2 separate regions of the Homo sapiens genome follow, and region 2 is linked to region 1. Evidence: read pairs that join two places in POLR2A ChIA-PET (ENCODE). Cell type or tissue: endothelial cell of umbilical vein. All regions are shown on one strand.

The links. Peaks named below come from ENCODE experiments on the same cell type or tissue, not always from the same donor. Only the 100,000 strongest peaks of a DNase experiment are listed, where the experiment ranks them.
Region 2: POLR2A ChIA-PET joins it to region 1 with 7 read pairs; 2 of 35 experiments call an interaction of 5 or more read pairs at or near these places.

What each region holds. Positions count from the first base shown.
Region 1 is chr11:17,156,560-17,159,059 of GRCh38, reverse strand. All of the region lies in intron 2 of PIK3C2A (phosphatidylinositol-4-phosphate 3-kinase catalytic subunit type 2 alpha), which reads left to right. Among named protein-coding and RNA genes, the nearest start is that of PIK3C2A, 50 kb to the left of the region's middle. In endothelial cell of umbilical vein, no CTCF peak of the experiment used is centred here; a DNase peak (open chromatin) is centred at 1,139; H3K27ac peaks cover 471 bases.
Region 2 is chr11:17,285,845-17,288,344 of GRCh38, reverse strand. The region is part of intron 2 of NUCB2 (nucleobindin 2); the gene reads right to left. Among named protein-coding and RNA genes, the nearest start is that of NUCB2, 10 kb to the right of the region's middle. In endothelial cell of umbilical vein, no CTCF peak of the experiment used is centred here; no DNase peak of the experiment used is centred here.

The DNA of each region.
Region 1 (2,500 bases):
AATATATGTATTTTTTATTCCAGAAAGAGCAGAGGGAAAAACCCAAAACTGTTAATGTTTGAGGTGAAATATTGGCAGCCTAGCTATTTTTTACCCTTTACAGACTTTAACATTTGAGTTAACTTTCCAGATTCTATTATTACCTTGATGTGTGACTAGATAATTATTATATTCAGTTTTTGTTAATTCAAACTCGTAACTTGAATAAAAGGAAAGACCTAATTCACGAGAGACACAGCAAAAAATACAACTATTATTATTTTTTTTAAATCCTAAAATGCCACCTAAGGAGATTCAGAATCTGTTTTTAAAATAAGTAAAACATGAAGAACAGTTCTTCAGGGAAAGATGATTCTTGGGTCAAGCAAAGCTTTAGGTTTTCCCAGCACTGCTCCCACAAAGGTCACAACGTTGTTTTTCACATTGTGTTTTTAAGGATTTTTAAGGATATTCTTTTGAGAGACAGATTAGCATGGTGATTAAGCATGTGACATTGAAGCCAGACTGCCTGGGTTGAAATTCACACTCTGCCTATATTAGCTGTATGACCTTGTGAGTTAATTAACTCATCTGTGCCTCATTTTTTCCATAAAATGGGAGTAATAATAGTTCCCACCTATTAGAGCTTTTTTGATAAATAAGTATATAAATGAATGCCTGTAGATATATAATTATATATATATATATTTATTATTATTATTATTTTTTTTTGAGACGGAGTTTTGCTCTTATTGCCCAGGCTGGAGTACAATGGCACGATCTCGGCTCACTGCAACCTCCGCCTCCCGGGTTCAAGTGATTCTCCTGCCTCAGCCTCCCGAGTAGCTGGGATTACAGGCATGCACCACCACGCCCGGCTAATTTTGTATTTTTAGTAGAGATGGGGTTTCTCCAGTTGGTCAGGCTGGTCTTGAACTCCCGACCTCAGGTGATTTGCCTGCCTCGGCGTCCCAAAGTGCTGGGATTACAGGCATGAGCCACCGTGCCCAGCCAAAAATTAATAGATTTTTGACACATGTGGTGAAGGAAGTTTAAGAGGAAGGTGAAGGGAAAAGTCCAGAGGCAGGATAGCTTGATTTGTGTTTTATAGGAACAGGATATGATTCAAGCTAACTGGAACATAGAAATCTTTAGGGAGATTCTGGGAAATAAGATTGGATTAGATTGTGGCAGATTTGGAGTGTGAAACCAGAGGATTTGCTAGGAAATATAAAATCCCATTCTTTAGAGTAATATAGTCTATTTGTCATAGTGGTTGCTTCTGTAATACAAATTGATTGATATGTGATTGGTAACTATGAGACTGAGGTCAATACAATGGGGAAGTAGCATTAGTTCAGACGTAATCTTTCCCGGCATATTAACTTTTTGAAATAATCAGAAACAAACTTCTCACAACCTAAGGGAAAGCTTTAGCACTATATGAAGATATTAGGAAAACACTGAGAATCCTGCAGAAGTGTCCTCTTATTAATGAAAATGAGTGGCTTCAAGAACAGTTTCACATTCCACAGTATTAATCTGTCAGCTATAACGATGTTTGCAGACCAAGAGGCTGCAAAAACATTTCTCTTTGAATTTTTTTTTTTTTTTTTTTTTTGAGACAGAGTCTCACTTTGTTGCCCAGGCTGGAGTGCAGTGGCACGATCTCAGCTCACTGCAACCTCTGCCTCCCAGGTTCAAGCAATTTTCCCGCCTCAGCCTCCTGAGTAGCTTGAATTACAAGCACTTGCCACCACGCCTGGCTAATTTTTGTATTTTTAGTAGAGACAAGGTTTCACCATGTTGGCCAGGCTGGTCTTGAACTCCTGACCTCAGGTGATCCGCCTGCCTTGGCCTCCCACAGTGGTACTGTACTTTTAACTTCATTGCAATTGGTGTTGACTAGAAGCATATGTCCTGAAGAATTCATATCTCAAATGAGGAAACAAGAGCCCCAGGGTTTTAGGCTTCAAAGGATGAAATGCTAGGTGCAAATGGGAGCAGACATTTAACTGTGCTAGTATTTTTATAAGGTCCTATTATCGTTTTAGTTAGGGCTTTGATTACAGAGTTATATTGATATAAAAAATTATTTTTATTTTTAGAGATGGGGCTTCACTGTGTTGCTTGGGCTGGCCTCGAACTTCTGGGCTCAAGTGACCCTCTTAATTTAGCCTCCTGGGTACCTGGGACTACAAGTGTGCAATGCCACACCTGGCTACATTGATATTCAGTAGTCTACCTTAACTCTCTTTTCCCCAGGAGACTTGTTACTTTTAATTGTGGTTTTGTAGCACTCGAAGTATTTATTTTTTTCTCCAAATGTGTATATCACATTCTAGCAGAAAGGGCTCTGACATGTTTTAAAGGAAGGAAACTCATAAAGGAATTGTTGACCTAAATTTTCAGTTTAATTTTCTCACACAGAATCATCTTGTGTGCTGAGGCAGGCAGATTGCTTGAGCCCAGGAGATTGAGATCATCCTGGGCAACATGGTAAAACCCCGACTCTACAAAA
Region 2 (2,500 bases), 130 kb before region 1:
AAAAGATTCCATCGATATTAAGACACACCATTGTATACTATATAGAAAAAAATGCTGCCAATTAAATTACACCACCGTGCTTTTTCACTTACAATTCTATCTTATGTTTGCTGAAAGTATTTTTAGGCATATCATAGATTTTTCTCACATCATTTTTATGCACACATAAAGAAATTAAACGAAATAAATTGATAAAGGTATTCTAAGGACTTCTTCACCTTTGTAGTCCAAGTATTTTTAAACACTTTCTTGAATTGTTACCTTTTGTGTTTTCCCATACAACACTGTTCTCTCTACCGGGGAGAGGAATGGTGATTTCTTCAAGCCATTTTTGTTTTTTGTTTTTTGAGACAGAGTCTCACTCTACTGCCCGTGCTGGAGTGCAGTGCCGCGATCTCGGATCACTGCAACCTCCACCTCCTGGGTTCAAGCGATTCCTGCCTCAGCCTCCCAAGTAGCTGGGATTACAGGTGGGTACCACCACACCCGGCTAATTTTTGTATTTTTAGTAGAGATTGGGTTTCACCATGTTGGCCAAGGTGGTCTCAAACTCCTGACCTCAAGTGATCCATGCAACTTGGCCTCCCAAAGTGCTGGGATTACAGGAGTGAGCCACCACATCTAGCCCTTAAAGTTGATTTAATAACGTATCTTTTTTTTTTTTTTTTTTTTGAGGTGGAGTTTTGCTCTGTTGCCCAGGCTAGAATGCAGTGGTGCAATCTTGGCTCACTGCAGCCTTCACTTCCCAGGTTCAAGCGATTCTCCTGCCTCAGCCTCCTGAGTAGCTAGGACTACAAGTGTGCGCCACCATGCCCTGCTAATTTTTTGTATTTTTAGTAGAGACAGGGTTTTGTCATGTTGGCCAGGCTGGTCTCAAATTCCTAACCTCAACCAATCTGCCCACCTCAGCCTCCCAAAGTGCCGAGATTACAGGTGTGAGCCACCACGCCCGGCCTTAATACCATATCTTGATTTTTAAATCTACCACCTTCTATAGGGCTTTTTTGTTTTTTGAGACAGGTTCTCATTCTGCCACCCAGGCTGAAGTGCAGTGGTGAGCTCACAGCTCACTGCAAATTTGATTTCCTGGGCTCAAGAGATCCTCTTGCCTCAGCTTCTCAAGTAGCTGGGACCACAAGCAAGCCACCATGCGTGGTGATATATATATATATTTTTTTTTGGTAGAGTTGTGGTTTCATTATGTTGCTCAGGCTGGTAGGGCTTTCTATTTATCCTACCTCTTTAACATTTATTTCCTCTCCTTTCTTGCCTTTTAAATTTATTTTTGATTGATGGAGAATGTTTTCTACTAGTTTCTAATCTGTTAGTGCTTATTCTAGACATAACTAGGACAATTAATTTAAACACTGACTCTAATTCTTAATAAGGCCTCCATAAACATCAACTGTATTTAAAAAAAAAATGGTAAGTATTCCAGCACATTAGGCAGAAAAATAATGACACAAAAGTCTCTTTAAATGCCAAGATGTCAAATGTGTCTGCATTAAAGGAATAACAGCAAATTTACTAGGTTTACAGATTTTCATGAATGAGAAAATATACAAATATCCATATAGAAGAAAGAGATGAGTGATAAGGACAGGCAATAGGAAGAAGGAGAACTAACCTACTTTTCTTCCACTATCAGGTCAGTAAGAATGGCCTTCTCCTTTCCTTTATCACCCTCTTCTTTCATAAGAGAGATACGGACCTAAAGAGGAGACACTGGGCTGAACCAGGCTGAAACAGTAGACTCATCCAAACCAGGACAGGCTGATAATTTACTCTCTAAAGTAGGATGGTGTGAAATTCTAAATTATGTAGTCATCTCAAGACAGAATGGGAGGCACTGACCCCAAAGGCATCAGAGCCTCTGGTAAAATTACAAAGTAAGCAGAGTTCTTAAGCTTCTCTTAGTATTCAGTAGATATAATTTCCTTAAATTTTAAAGTCCTAAAAGAAAGCTAATCTCTCTTCCCCTGTCTCAACCAAGTCAAAATTTCTATTCTGCTGGGCACGGAGGTTCCTGCCTATAATCCCAGCACTTTGTGAGGACAAGGAGGGTGGATTCCTTGAGCCCAGGAGTTCAAGACCAGCCTGAGCAATATGGTGAAACCTCTGTCTCTACAAAAAATACAAAAATTAGTTGGGCATGGTGGCACATGCCTGTAGTCCCAGCTACTTGGTGGGGGATGAGGTGGGAAGATCACCTGAGCCCAGCAGGTTGAGGCTGCAGTGAGCCATGGTCACGCCACAGCACTCTAGCCAGGGTGACAGAGTGAGAACATGTCTCAAAAAATAAAATTTCCATTCATACACAGAGGCAGATTTCTTAGCTACTGATTTATACCCATAGTTATACAGATTAAGTTTGCTTTGTGTGTGTGTGTGTGTGTGTGTGTGTGTGTGTACGCACACGTGCGCGCATGTATGTGTGATGGTTTCCTGTTTTGATTGTTGGGCAAGATATCCTGGAAGTGGTTAAAAAAAATTACCATAG